2 separate regions of the Homo sapiens genome follow, and region 1 is linked to region 2. A link is a loop called in an ENCODE intact Hi-C map of the cell type or tissue named here. Cell type or tissue: endothelial cell of umbilical vein. All regions are shown on one strand.

The links. Hi-C counts contacts between places; a loop is a spot of excess contacts. Peaks named below come from ENCODE experiments on the same cell type or tissue, not always from the same donor. Only the 100,000 strongest peaks of a DNase experiment are listed, where the experiment ranks them.
Region 1: a loop joins it to region 2, with 9 times the contacts of the local background. A loop is called at or near these places in 25 of 110 quality-filtered maps.

What each region holds. Positions count from the first base shown.
Region 1 is chr7:123,205,296-123,213,295 of GRCh38, reverse strand. No RefSeq gene overlaps it. Among named protein-coding and RNA genes, the nearest start is that of SLC13A1, 9.3 kb to the right of the region's middle. In endothelial cell of umbilical vein, no CTCF peak of the experiment used is centred here; a DNase peak (open chromatin) is centred at 3,325.
Region 2 is chr7:123,363,170-123,371,169 of GRCh38, reverse strand. No RefSeq gene overlaps it. Among named protein-coding and RNA genes, the nearest start is that of SLC13A1, 170 kb to the right of the region's middle. In endothelial cell of umbilical vein, a CTCF peak has its summit at 3,448; a DNase peak (open chromatin) is centred at 3,439.

The DNA of each region.
Region 1 (8,000 bases), 160 kb after region 2:
ATATATGTGTATATATTATATATAATATGTGTATATATATTATATATAACATGTGTATATATTATATATATATGTGTATATATATTATATATATGATATGTGTATATATATTATATATATGTGTATATATATTATATATGTGTATATATATTATATATAATATGTGTATATATATAGATATGTGTGTATATATTATATATGTGTGTATATATTATATATAATATGTGTGTATATATTATATATATAATATGTGTGTATATATTATATATAATATGTGTGTATATATTATATATATAATATGTGTGTATATATTATATATAATAGGTGTGTATATATTATATATAATATGTGTGTATACAATATATATATAATATGTGTGTATATATTATATATAATATGTGTGTATATATTATATATATAATATGTGCGTATATTATATATGTAATATGTGTGTATATATTATATATATGTGTGTATATATTATATATATGTGTGCATATATTATATATATGTGTGTATATATTATATATATAATATGTGTGTATATATTATATATATAATATGTGTGTATATATTATATATAATATGTGTGTATATATTATATATAATATGTGTGTATATATTATATATATGTGTGTATATATTATATATGTGTGTATATATTATATATGTGTATATATTATATATGTGTATATATAATATGTGTATATATAATATATATAATATGTGTATATATAATATATATAATATGTGTATATATTATATATAATATGTGTATATATAATATATATGTGTATATATATTATATACATATATTATATATGGGAGTTTATTAAGTATTAACTCACACAATCACAAGATACCACAACAGGCCATGTGCAGGCTGAGGAGCAGCAACAGCCAGTCTGAGTTCCAGAACTGAAGAACTTGGAGTCTGATATTCGAGGGCAGGAAACATCAAGCATAGGAGAAAGATGTAGGCTGGGAGGCTAGGCCAGTCTCTCTTTTCACATTTTTCTGCCTGCTTTTTATTCTAGCTGTGCTGGCAGCTGATTAGATTGTGCTCACCCAGATTAAGGGTGAGTCTGCCTTTCCCAGCCCAGTGACTCAAATGTTAATCTCTTTTGGTGACACCCTCATACATGCACCCAGGATCAATACTTTGTGTCCTTCAATCCAGTCAAGTTGACACTCAGTACTATCCATCACACCACTGTAGTAGTCTGGATATTTGATTGAATGCTTAATTAAATAAAATCAATTACATTCTTGCCTTATCTTATTCCTAAAAATATCTAAGAGCATTCAAAGGGTACACACAATGCAGAATAAAATAAATAAAAATAAGTTGGGAGAATAAAGGTAAAGGGCAAAAAGTGTAGAAAGACAAAGTCAGAAGTGAAATCAGCACTCAGATGCAGGCCACAGGACCCTTCAAATGAACAGAGATGGACAAAATCTCTTAGCTCTCAGTTTCAGGCAGCCAGTTTGAGAAGGGAATTCACCCATGTCGTGATTCACAAGGTACCCAGCAAAACCCCTAGTAGCCGTATAGGGAACCTTATCTCTGTGGATCTTCAGAGAGGGGACTTTGTAACAGAGTGAATAGTCTTCTCAACAACACCCATATAGAAAACCCAGAGCCATACAGCTGTTTTGAAAGTCACCATTCTAAAAACTTTATGTGTATTTTCCCACTCAGATTCAAACAACCTTGTGAACTAGGTCAATTTTTATCTCCATTTGAAGGGAAGAAAATTTGGACACAGCGTATTAGTCCATTTTCACACTGCTATAAAGGTACTACCCGAGATAGGGTAATTTATAAACAAAAGAGGTTTAATTGACTCACAGTTCTGCATAGCTCGGAGGCCTCAGGAAACTTACAATCATGGCAGAAGGGGAAGCAGGCACCTTCTTCACAAAGTGGCGGGAGAGAGAAGAGTGTATAGGGAAGAGCCCCTTATAAAACCAACAGCTCTTGCGAGAACTCACTCACTCTCACGAAAATAGCAAGGGAGAAAACCACTCCCATGATCTAATTACCTCCCACTGAGTTTCTCCCTCAACACGTGGGGATTATGGGGATTACAATTCAAATAAGATCTGGGTGGGGACACAGATACAAACCATACCAGAGAGGTTAGATGACTGGCGCCAGCTACCACATTCAGTAAATGATGAAGGTGGAATTCAAACACAGGCATTCCAGAGCTTATCCTTCAAAGTGAGTCAAATTATTCAGGAAAAACTATTTCATAAGAGTCATGCAAGACCACCCATGGAAGTAGCTCTGTAGTGCTGTGGCTTAATTTGTGAATATAACAGAAATTCTCAAACTTCAACATACACAGGAATCTCTTTCATAGTTAACAAAGCTGCACAGGGGATTTTAATTATGGTAGACCATTTGAAAACCTCAACTAGAGCAGTGATTTTTCTAACATTAGAATGAATTAGAGTCACCTGGAAGGCTTGTTAAATCAGCGATTCCTGCCCTCCTGACCCCTCCTCGAAGTTTCTGATTCAATACACCTCATGGGGCCTGAGATTTACATTTCTGACAGATCCCCAGGTGATATTCATGCTGTTGATGTTGATGAAGGCCGTTGACCACAGCCTTCGGGCAATCATCATTAGTGATGTTCTAAACAGGATTAAGTATTGGTTGATAAACAGTGAATATAAAATTTTAAATTAAATTAAAATTTTATTTTCTGAGAAATATATGGTTCCATCTTTTGTTATTGGGACAAACGCTAAAAAATAGACTCAGTCCTGATGCACACTATGTGGCTTGTAGACATATGTAGGCATTCTGCTTTTATAAGATTGGTGCAAAAGTAATTGCATTTTTGCCATTACTTTTAATGGCAAAGACCGCAATTACTTTTGCACCAACCTAATATAAGCTAAAAATAAAATCCTAAGCCCTTCAGCCAACTGAATGGACACCTCTCTTGGCCAAGGGGACCCCAGAGAAACCTTAAATACTGAGTTTCTGGCCATGCCTGCACAGGAGGTCAGGCACACCTCATTATACCCACTCCCTTTTGCAATTTAGACACAAAAACTGACCAGCATTAACATTAAAATAAAGATCGTAAGACTAGCAGAATAGATTCTTTGTGGCAATAAGATACCAAATCATAAACATGACCTAAGGCCATGCCATGCAAGAGTTAAGTCATGCACCCCTGAACTTAAAGAATAAACTGTGTTCTAACTGCTACATGGTTTTTCTTTTGCTTTATCAGCTAAACAAGCACTGACCTTGAGATAAGCAATATTGAAAGAATTGCAGCTCACTGCCAGATGATGACTAACCGACACCCTGTTCCACAACCCGTAACAACAGCTTTGATCTAACAAGGTACTGATTCCTGCAACTTTCCAGTGATAAGAGACGGCAAACCAAGGACTGGTTCTGGCCAGTTTACACACTTGAGTGTCTTCATGTCTCTACTTCATCTTTTGACCTATAGGGCCTACTTTTAATACATTTAAATGTTAAGTCTCCTAATGGGTCCTATGTAACATGTATGTTTATTCAATACATATGCATTAGGACCACCTTCATGAATATTCACAGCTCCTCCTGTAACCTGTTGAATATGTATACTTGGCCAAGATATTCAACGTAAATCCCTGTTCCACCCTTCCTTCCCTTGAAGTGCCTGCTAATGACTTTGACTGGAGGTTATGCTTCTTAGCCTGTAAGAATGTCCAACTTGCAGGCTGTAACCCTTTATAAGAAATAATGTCTCCTTTCTAAATTTATAAATTGTGTGATTTTTAAGTGAACACTTTCAAGATATTGGATTATACTATCTGACATAAAGTCTTATTCAACTGTTACACAGCATGGAAGTCACTTCCCACTCCAAGCAGTTTATCAATATATTCTTTCCAGCCACAGAGAAGCCTCTCCCTAAAGACATTTTCATTAGTATTTATTTCTACACATTGCAAAATATTTTGAATGATGAATAGGAATTTTATACATGGACAAAGCTTGGAAGAATGTCTCAGGCAGAAGGCAGAGGCTTGGAAGTGTAAGAACACATGTTTTGTTTAGGATTGGTTTGGTTTTTTTGGGTAGGGTCTGTTTTATAGACAAGCATGAAGTGTGATGCAGGCTGGTGTAGAGAAAAGAGGCTGATGATATAGGCTGGCATTAGAGTCTGTAGGGTCTTTTAAATTATGGAGAAAGATTGGACTCTCTCCTTTCCCAAGTGGAGAGCTCTTGATATGTCTGAACAGGAGTGACACGTTCTGTTTCATTTGAGAAGAGCCCTCTGGTGGCATTGTGGAGCATTCAGCATTGTGGAAGTTGTCAGGAATGGATACAGAGACCAGTTAGGAGACCCTCGAAATAGTGAGAGATGGTGAGAGCCTGAACAAAAACAGTGGTCATGGGGATGAAGGAGATGACAGACATTCAAAGGCAAGTAAAATCGAGAGCACTTAAGGATGGAAGGAGGGAGGGGTGTGAGCAAGAGGAAAGAACCAATGTAATGTTCACATCTCTGGTTGATGGGGGCTGGGTACCTTCTTGGTGCTATGACCAGGTGATCATATATTCCAGTTTGCCTAGGACTTTCCTAATTTTAACACTGAAAGTCCGGTGTTCCAGAAAACTCACAGTCCTGGGTAAATTAGCACAGTTTGCCACCCTAGTGATGAAACTGATATCCTGGTCCCTGAGATCACTACCAGGCCCTTCCATGGCCGCTAAACTGCCCTCTACGCCCTTCTCTGCCAAGTTTTCTAAATTAATGCATTTGTACCCTAGACTCAGTTCCTGATCCAAGAACAGATTACCCACTGGTCAGGACAGCTGCTTGACTCTAGTACAATCATCTAGGGTGCAGTACCTCTACATAGCTCCCTCCTTTCAGTGTCTGCACCCTCTCTCTCACATTCTGGCCAGAAATATCCAACAAGACAAGCTTCTCAGAAGTATCTCTAGCCCCTCTGACTTTAAATATCCTTACTTCTGGAGTCTTGTGCTCTGTGTCCTCCTCATTAGTTGGCAACAAATTATGGTGCATATATGAAGCCAGAATTAGCAGAGTTAGAGAAAGAAGAACACTAGCTTTGGAGTCAAACAGATCTGAATCTGGACTTTGAGTGAGTGAACTCAAGCAAGGTACTTAACCTCTTGAAGCTTCATCTATAAACATGAGATCGTTGTTGGAAATCAATAATATGATGGATACAGAATGCTAGCCATTCATCATTTGATTTTTTTCTTTCTTAGGTCTTTATAATTTTAGATGTTGCCTTTTTCCCCTCAGGAAAGAGTCTGAGATTAATTCATTGTCTCAGCCTTAGTCCTTCCAAATCCACACTCCTTCTTTTCTCAGCAGCTTCTACTGAGACCCCTGGATGTCTGTTGCTGCATCTGCCCAGGACATAACATTCCTGTAGGAGAAAGAAGATTGATCGGGAGGAAATATATTAGTAGTTTCCAATACTGCTATGGTCACACTAACTCCATATATGTTTTGCTGAGTGTCTGATTATGGAATCATACATGCATTCACCCATGTTTTGTTCTGATGCCATTTCCTTTCTGGAAAATATAGTTCTAATTTTTGAATAAATTATTGAAGGATAATTCTTCTTTCTTTGGAGAAATCAATGATACAGTAACTATAATTGCTAATTCTTCTTACTCAGACAAATGCATATTTCAAAGTATAAAGGAAGAATTGGTTGGTGAAGCTGAAAGTAACTTATGCCTTAAAAAACTGTTTATGTCCTTTTTAGTATTTATGCTAGTCAAGGTGTAGAAAGCTTCATATAATCAGCTGAATAACCTAAACTTCTGGAAGGTAGACTTTAAATATTTTATTGGAAATGTGGTTTTGTGTTCCAAGACAGGAGATGGGTAAACAGCATCTTGGCAGTCAACACCATAAGTGTTATTACTATTAACTCTGTATCAGTGAGTTAGATGTCAAACTTGGGGCAGATTCTAGAATGGATTACTGAAAGGAGACAATTCTGTAGACCCAAGTGTGAAAAGGTAAATATCTTGGGTCCCCAAAATCACTAAGGAGAACTGAAGCTGGAAATTGCTTAGGGAAAACCTGCCTCCCATTCTATTCCAAGTTATCCCTCTGCTTCCTGAGATAGATGCATATCTGATTACCTCCTTTGGAAACCATAGTCAGAAACTCAAAAGAATGTGATAGTTTGTGTCTCACCTACCTGTGACCTGGAAGCTCTCTCCCTGCTTAGAGTCTTCCTGCCTTTGCTTCAAGTTGTCCAGCCTTTCCAGACTGAACCAATGTCCTTCTTATATATATTGATTGATGTCCCATGTCCCAAGCTGTGTGTTGACCACCTTGGGTACATGTCATCAGGACTTCCTGAGGCTGTGTCATGGGCATGTCCTCAACCTTGGCAAACTAAACTTTCTAAATTAACTGAGACCTGTCTCAGACTTTTTTGGGTTCACACAAGTTAATAGTAGTACCCAAAAGCTTTCTAGTAAAAGAATTTCAACTTGAAAGAACATACTTGAAGAAGGGAACCTGTTGAGTATAATATCAATGATTTTAGATTAAAATGTAGAGGACACTATTACTAAATATGTGCATAGCATACATGTGATAAATAAGTCCTGGCAATTCAAAGCATATGTACAAACCTAACAAGATGAAAACAAGAAAAATATGCCATATTTATCATTATGACAACATAGAAATTACTTAGCTTTAATACATAAAACATATTTTTGAATGTTTATTGAATAATAAGCTCAATATGTTTCTGCGATGTAAAAAAGCTCATGCAATTTTGCCTGCATTGTTAGAAGAATCATGTCCAGAACCAAGGAGGTGTCAGTCTACTCCTGCTTTTTGCTGCCAAACAGAATCTGAAATAGAACATTCAACTCAGGAACTCAGCCAGAGTCAGAGAGATGAGTGCCCAGGATAGTGAAGAGACTTAACATTTGAGACATGAGGAATAGCTGAAGCAAATGGAAATGGGAAGACTTCAGGTATATACAGGCTGTCACATGGAAGAGAAGTTGAAGTTCTCCCTCTCATGGTCCCAAGAAGCAGAATTAGAACAGTAGATGAAGCCACAAGAAGCCAAATTTTGTCCAATGGCAGAGGGAAAGGAAGTCTAACAGAGAGGAAAGCAGGTATTTAAATATGAAATGAGGAGAAATGAGTCATCCATCAGCAGAGGTATTGAGAAAGAATGGGCTCTTTGGCATGGATATTACATGGAGGTCTAGATCAATTTTCCAAACCAAAGTTACTGTGGTTCTCAGAAAGTCACCCCAGGCCAAGACTCTTGCCATGAGAACTTGTAATTATTTTAGGGACTATGAAAATGGAGATTGTTATGCAAAATAACAGAGCATTCACAATTAATTGCCTCCAATTGCATTTGTCTTATGCTCTACTAAGTCACTTGGAGTTCTTTGCTGTGAATAGGCTCTCTTTCCCTTGTAGAGGCACAGTATTTTATTCATATCAATTCATTCACTAGAAAAATCTGTATTTGGGTCCATTTTAGTAACCTCATTTCTTTTAAAACCTCCCAGAGATCAAACTACTCACTATCATTCGTTTATCTGGGACAAAAGTATAAATCAAGCTGTGTCCTCCTGGCCTATCTGCCAATTAATGTGGTTTAATTGTACAATGATATAAGTTGAGAAGAAAATATTGTTCTGAAAAATGTATCTTTTAGAATCAATGATAAGGAAAATGGATAAAAATGTAAGTATAAATGACTTAGAGTAAATGTTGGTGTGTTTCTTCATGAGGTTGTAAGGCACACATTTTCTTTAAATACTGAATTTTCTTCATAAGCAACCAGTTTGAACCAAAAGCCACCAACCTCATATAATAAAAGAAGCCAACTGGTGAAGAACAGTGAATGCTGTAGCTATGCCAAAGAAAATTATTGTGAGAGGGCAGCCTGGCTAACATCTTATATTCATGTTAATAACATATTGTCAGCTAGTCTAT
Region 2 (8,000 bases):
GTGATTTATAATAAATAATGCCACTGCAATATGTAAACAATTAGGGATGACTGTATTAAAAGATATAACAGAGAAGTATGATTGCATTTACGAAGAATCACTACAAACAAAATGACCACAGATATAGATCGGCACACACGCTGTATTAGTGATTCAACTTCCACAAACAACATTGCTGTCTATGATATATTTACGTGAAATGGTGATATTTTCTTTGTAAAATTCTGAAGAACGCAAAGTAAAATAATTCCCCTAATTTGCATGGTAGTAGCATTCTTGGGAAAATTTGGCATGATTAAAATTGTGTAAAAAGTACTTCATGTATTTTTGTCATGAGGAGGTTGATTCTAGGCTTAGATAATGATAAGTGAAGTTTTTCACCTATTTAATGTCAGGCACATTATTCACAGATTCTGTCGAATGTGGCACAATTCTTCATTTATCTGGACTGCCCAGTGCATTGCACTCTGGCTTGTACCCACCAAATTCAATAGCACCTTTCAATCACTGACAGCCAAAAATACTGCTTCCAACCACACAGCATTTTAGAACTCCTTTATGGCTATGGGACAGTACCTGCCTGTTGAGAGTCACTGGTCCCAATAAACAGCAGTGGGCTCAGCAGCTGTGATGGGCCTCCAGCCTACCTGTGTCATCACATACTCTTTGTGCCATCATGACTCTGTCATTACTCACTTTAATTCTTACATTATCTGTATCCTATGTGCTTTTTAAGATTAAGAATAGTAATTGGAAGACCGGAAAGAATCTTTGGCATCTGCCATTTTCACTGGATTAAGATCGCTAACGATGAGAAAACTTTTTGAAATGGGCCTATTTGTGGAGCTTACACATTTTTCTGTGGGTTCTTAAACCTCCATGAGAAGGTTAAATCTAGATGAATGGTTGGAGTTGGGGGTTACACTTAGAGGGTCTTATTTATGTCCACCAAGGGAAATAAACAGGGATAATTGGTTGAGGAATCCATGTCAGAGCCATAAGCCAGGAGCCAAAGAGATCAGATACAAATGCCAGATCCAAAGTGGGAAAAGTAAGCTTAAAAAAATGAGTCTGAGGCCAAGAATCAGGATAAAAAGATGAACTGTACTGAAGCAGGAGATGAGGAACAAAAGAAGAGGGGCCCAAAGAGATTTTGGTGTTTGTAGTTTGTGTTTATGGGACAGTAGGTATGTAGCTCACCCTTGGACGAAACCATATTAAAGTAGAGTTGGAACAGACACCTTTCAATCACTAGCATATAGGCGGTTTTATACAGATGTGACATAGAAGGCAGGTCTGTTGACCATATATTTTAACAAATTGCTAAATGGAAGTTTGTTTGGCTCATGGTTCCGCAGACTATGCAAAAAACATTGTGCCAGCATTCGCTCCTCTTGAGGGCTTTAGGAAGCTTCTGTCATGGTAGAAGCGGATGGGGAGCTGGTGTGTCATGGGGAGAGAGGAGAATGTGAGATAGAGAGAGGGAAGGGATACAGTGTTCTTTTGAACAAACAGCTCTTGCGTGACCAAATAGAGTGAGAACTCACTCATTACCTCAGGACAGTACAAAGCTATTCATGAGGGATCTGCCCCCGTGACCCAAACACCTCCCACTAGGCCCCAACTCCAACATTGGGGATTGCATTTTAACGTGAGATTTGTAGGGGTCAAATATTCAAACTATATCAGGGTGCTTACACTCAATCAGTTCAGCTCTTTTAAATACCAAGACTCTTTGAAGGCTCTTACCACATTCTTCTAAGGTATCTACCTCTTTCCCTCAGGTTGTGGTTGTGAACCTCAGCAAGGCTGTAGTTCTCAATACCACCAACTTCCACAGGCCCAAATCGGTTCATTTATGGGATTCCTATTCTACATACCTTGGGAATGGGAAAGTGGAACTTTAGGGGGTAATGGGGTAGTGGTGGAGGTGTGGTGGTACTTATATGGAGTTCTGCCAAAACTGTACATCTCAATAAGCCCTTCAAAGAAGAGTTGGTCCTGGTAGTTGTAAGTCGTCTGATCTTAAATATGAGTAGTGTGTGCCCAGCATGAATCTTAGTGGTCAATTTCTGGCAAACAAAATCCCATGTGTTATCCGACACCATCCTATTTATACGTATATGTCAAGGTAACATTTTGGGGTATTTCAGTAAGTTTTAAGAAACATGTCTTCATGTGATTTAAATCTCATTAGTAGCATGTTTGTGAACTAATTAACTGACTTTCCAGGATGGGCTTTTTGATAGCATGTAGGTATAAATGTATAAAAATTCCCTAAAGGACCATAAATAAATTTATTTCCTTCATTGTTACTACATGATCTTTAATGTCAACTGGTTATCTAACAAAGGTCTTCTTGTAGTAGACACACAAAAATAAAGTTTAGAAAATAAGACCCATAGAAAAAGATTAAAGGGTTATTCAGAAAAACTGAGAACCATCTTGGTGATCATCCTCAAGAATAAAGAGAATATTGGTGAATTATTCTTCATAAGGAATAGAAAGAAGAGTGAATAAAGTGTTAACGGCAGTACTTGAATAGGTCAGAAATTCCAGCCCCTTGGAAACTGTCAAGGATTGCATTGGCAATGACAGATGTTTGGTATTGTTCTCTCTAGATTAAAACAGGATAATTCCCTCATCTGTTTGCTGTGATCTGGGACATGTTAACTAAAGCAGGTAGACAAATTTGATAGCTTTACTAAAGTTCAGTCAACTGTTGTTAGAAAACCCTCTGTTCTTCAAAATAACAGATGTTGGTGAAGCTTCAGAGAGAAGGGAATGCTTACACACTGTTCGTGCTAATGTAAATTAGTTCAGCCACTGTGGAAAGCAGTTTGGAGATTTCTTAAAGAACTTAAAACTGTGATTCAACCCAGCAATCCCATTACTAGGTATATACACAAAGGAACATAAATCATTATACCAAAGAGACACATGCACTCTTATGTTTATCGCAATACTATTCGCAATAGCAAAAACATGGAATCAACCTAGTGCCTATCAATAGTGGATTGGATAAAGAAAATATGGTACATATACACCATGGAATACTACATGGCCATAAAAAGAATGAAATCATGTCCTTTGCAGCAACATGGAGGCAGCTGAGGGCCATCATCCTAAGCGAATTAATGCAGGAACAGAAAACCAAATACTGCATGTTCTCACTTACAAGTGGAAGCTAAACATTGGGTACATATGGACATAAAGATGGGAACAATAGACACGGGGTCTACTAGAGTGGGGGACAAGGGCTGAAAAACTACCTATTGGATAATATGTTCACTACCTGGATTAAAGAATCATTTGTACACCAAATCTCAGTGTCATGCAATATGCCCATGCAACAAACCTGTACATGTTAGTCCCTGAACCTAAAATAAAAGTTGAAATTACGTAAATGCATTAAAAAAGAAAACTTCTGTAATTCTTAGAACAGCCTCTGGAGGTCAGGGTTGAGGCATGGCGCACAGCTAAGCTCCCCAACTCGCTGCCTAGCCAGTCAAAATAAGGCAGACACTAATACTTTGGTTCTCCATCTGGTACCATTCATGAGCTCTAAGTTTGTTTACTCAAAAACTGTATTTAAACTAATAAATTAATGTGCTGCTATTGAAGATTTGAAAATACATTTAGCTTATACATTTAAGTAAGAGTCCATATTAATTTCTTTAAAACAAATAAGGTAGAGCTTTAAGAACATTTTTAAAAAATCTATGTAGACCTTGAAATGTGTAAAGATTTGTAAAATCACGTATCTTAAAAGTTAAAGTACTTCAACTTTAATAGGATCATTTGAAGTTTTCTCACGTTCCTAAAATTTAGGGTTGCAATCATTCTCTTAATTCAAAAGCATTTGAAAGCTCTCCAAATAATATTAAAATCATTTGGAACAAGACAGAATAATTTACCATTATTATTGTACTTCAGTGGTTTTTCAGCCCCAGTTCAGAGGATGGCAGGCAGCCAAAAGACATCCTCTACACCGTTTCTCCTGAGCATCAGCAATCCAAAATTCAGGCAAGTTAGAGGAGGGTTCGTCTAAAGTGCTTTGCAATGTTTTGGAGCTACCATCTTTCCTGTTCTCTGGTTATTTTCTGATTTCTTCCATTTTTGATTTTTTAAACAGTGCTCCCAGATATCCTTGAATATTTGGGGAAAATATGAAAGGTAATATTACCTTTTTAAACATCTAAGTGTGAAATTGCTATATTTGGTTGTATATTTCAAGCTGCTTCCAAATATTATTGAGAAAGAATATGCTCTGGTAATAAACATTAGTTTACCCTGAGACAAGTGTGTTGTTCTTTACATTAGATGATCTTGCTGAACCCTTCTGGGACTGAATTGTCCCTGGCAACTTGCTGTGAGCCATCTGCTTGTTCTCACACTTTCATGCTACATTTTTCATGAATAGAATGGGTTAATTAAATTGGGTTTGTGGAAGCTGAAATAGTAAACAAATTAAATTTCCAAATAAAACTAAAAATCTATGATGCCATTTAAAAATAACCTGTACTTAATTTGTTTAAAACCTGGAGCGGTGGCTCACACCTGTAATTCTGGCACTTTGGGAGGCCTGGGTGGGCAGATTTTTTCAGTCCAGGAGTTTGAGACCAGGCTGGGCAACATGACAAAGCTCCAATCTCTAGAAAAAATACAAAAATTAGCTGGGCATGCTGGCGTGCACCTGTGGTCCCAGCTACTCGGGAGACTGAGGTGGGAGGATTGCTTGAGCACAGGAGGTTGAGGCTGCAATGAGCCAAGACCACCCCATTCTACTACAGCCTAGGTGACAGAGCAAGACCCTGTGTAAAAAAAAAAATTGTTCGGAGATATTAAAAGAAAAATTTTGAAGACTGTTATTCTTCCTGTTATTTTCACATATAGTGGAACACATATTAGATGAGTCATTCTTTATTCAATGTTTATCTGTCGTGGCAAAAATTATTTGAATACAACTTGGGTTTATTCAAAATGAAAAAAACAATGTTCACTTTGCCTCAGGATAGCAACTCTTTCTAATCTTATTTTTTAACCTAAAAGTAAAGACAGTGCATGTCAACCTGATATCCAACTATCTTTCCTGTGGGTGTTTTTTCTTTTTTTTTTTTGTCTTGTTAGATGGGATGGCTTCGTTTATTTCTACTTTTTCCTAGCAGTTGAAACTTCCACTCATCAAAGTAGTGGTTGCTTATCTACTACCCCAAGCAGATAGATGCATGTACACCCCAAAAGCATATCAAGCTGAACATATTCAATTTCTCATATTAGACTGATTTGGGAGACTAAAGAAGGTTTGGGGCCAAGACTAGCCGATTTGAGGTTAATTAAATCTACATAAAGTAATTATTTACCTCTGGTGAATATAGTGCTTCTAAGGGATGTAGCTGCAGTGAGGATTGAAAGGCATGAGTTTCGGCCGGGCGCGGTGGCTCAAGCCTGTAATCCCAGCACTTTGGGAGGCCGAGGTGGGCGGATCACGAGGTCAGGAGTTCGAGACCATCCTGGCCAACATGGTGAAACCCCGTCTCTACTAAAAATACAAAAAAATTAGCCTGGCATGGTGGCGGGCACCTGTAGTCCCAGCTACTCAGGAGGCTGAGGCAGGAGAATGGCGTGAACCCGGGAGGCGGAGCTTGCATTGAGCCGAGATCACGCCACTACACTCCAGCCTGGGTGACAGAGTGAGACTCCGTCTCAAAAAAAAGAAAGGCATGAGTTTCTTCCCTCAGTGCAATTAAAATGGGAATGAGGGTGGGGCTATAGTAAGCTCTAGATAGACAGTTGGGAAGTCCCACCTTATTTCTAGGAGACGTGATAAAAGGCAAATTCTGAAACCTCTGGCAAATCTTCCATTCATTGGAAATATTAAGCATTTGGGTTTGCTAATTAGTAAAATATCATGTGGCTCCAAACTTCTGCAATTTTTGAAAAGGCAACTAGCCATAGATTTTGGTAGTTGTGTCTAAGTAGATTACAAATTGAGCATTTCTGCCTGCCCAGGAGGCACGGCCTGGGGTTCGCTGCCCCAAATGTCTCAAATGTTGGTGTTGTGACAGCTGGTATCACTTTGTCCCATAGAGAGTCCTTGTGTTTCCAGACATGGGAGCCCTGTAACATTTTTGGAGTAACTCTCTTTCACTTACTGATTGATTTCAATCCACTTTCTCTTCTAAAATGATGCCTGGTGCATATTAGTCAAATTAAGTGGACTACAAATTTGTCTTTCTTAAAACATCAATATGAATATATGGGTAATTTATCCTTTGTAAAGTGAGACCAATATAATAGAAATTCATCCTAAATATGCACGCAAAAAAGATGAGAGTAATGGTGTTTAATCTTAAAAATTAACATTTGTGGAAGTAATGAGGAAAGTGTGAATTAAAAGGGAAAGCTGCTTTTGACCTGGGTTTCAAGAGTGTCTGCTTCTGGATGGGGTCAACATATATCCTCCAATTTGCAGATACAGAAACCCAATTTTCTCATTTTAGTCAGGAGTAAGTAAATTCTGGGAGAGACTGAGTCATCCTGAAGGAATTCATTTATATATAAGAATGCCAATTTTTATAATAAAATTTAAGAAATCAATTAGAATCCCACTTGATCTGGTTAGTAAATTGTGTTTCCTATAAAAAAGTTTCTTTATGAAATTAAATCAATATTGGAATACTTGGTAACTATGACATTATAAAATGGGGAGTCGCACAGCCTTCTGGGACAGTTCAAATAATAATAAAATTAAGGAGTATCGTCATCCATCTCTACTACAGGACTTTTTTTTTTTTTTTTTTTTTTGAGATGGAGTCTTGATCTGTCGCCCAGGCTGGAGTGCAGTGGTGTGATATCGGCTCACTGCAACCTCCGCCTCCCGGGTTCATGCAATTCTCCTGCCTCAGCCTCCCGAGTAGCTGGGACTACAGGTGGGCACCACCACGCGGGGCTAATTTTTTGTATTTTAGTAGAGACAGAGTCTCACCGTGTTGCCCAGGCTGGTTGTGAACTCCTGAGCTCAGGCAATCTGCCCACCTCGGCCTCCCAAAGGTCTGGGATTAAGGCGTGAGCCACAGCGCCTGGCCAGGACTTTATTTATTTCTAAATGAATCTTAAAGGGTCTTTTAGACAGTGATGGTGACACACTAGTGATTTTTTTTTTAACTATTGAATCTGTATATTTATAAGGAATTACCAATCACCGTAAACTTTAGTCCAATGGTACTGTACTTTCTCGTAAAAGATGTAGTATTTTTCTTTTTCTTTTTTTTGAGACAGAATCTTGCTCTGTCGCCCAGGCTGGTGTGCAGTGGCGCGATCTCAGCTCACTGCAACCTCCGCCTCCAGGGTTCAAGTGATCTTCTGCCTCAGCCTCCCTGGTAGCTGGGATTATAGGGCGCCCACCACCACGCCTGGCTAATTTTTTGTATTTTTTAGTAGAGACGGAGTTTAACCGTGTTAGCCGGGATGGTCTCCATCTCCTGACCTTGTGATCTCCCCGCCTCAGCCTCCCAAAGTGCTGGGATTACAGGCGTGAGCCACTGCGCCCGGCCAAGATGTAGGTTTTTTCAAGATTGTAGTTCTCCCAATTAATTACATTTTAAAGTGCTTTGTTTCTTTTACAAGGCACCAGAAGGTCCTTCAGATTTAGGAAATATAGTTGTTTGAGTAACCTCTTTACCAGTCTTTTCCTTGGAGGGTTATTTCTTATGGAAATATAAAATCCAATTATGTTTATGCCGGTTATGGTTAGCTTTTGTTTCTTACCAATGATCATAAGTGTGCCTTATTTTGGATCTGAAACCCTTATGGAAGTTTAGAGAAGTGAGTTGACATTGGTTACATGGGCAAATAGTTTCACAACTATATATTGCGTCTCAAGTATTTATTGAAATTTTGATATATGCAATTTAAATGGCAACTCTAATTTAGTCTATTTTTTCACTTTTTTTCCAAGATAGTATTTACCTATGAGACTCTATTTGTCTGTTTTATTT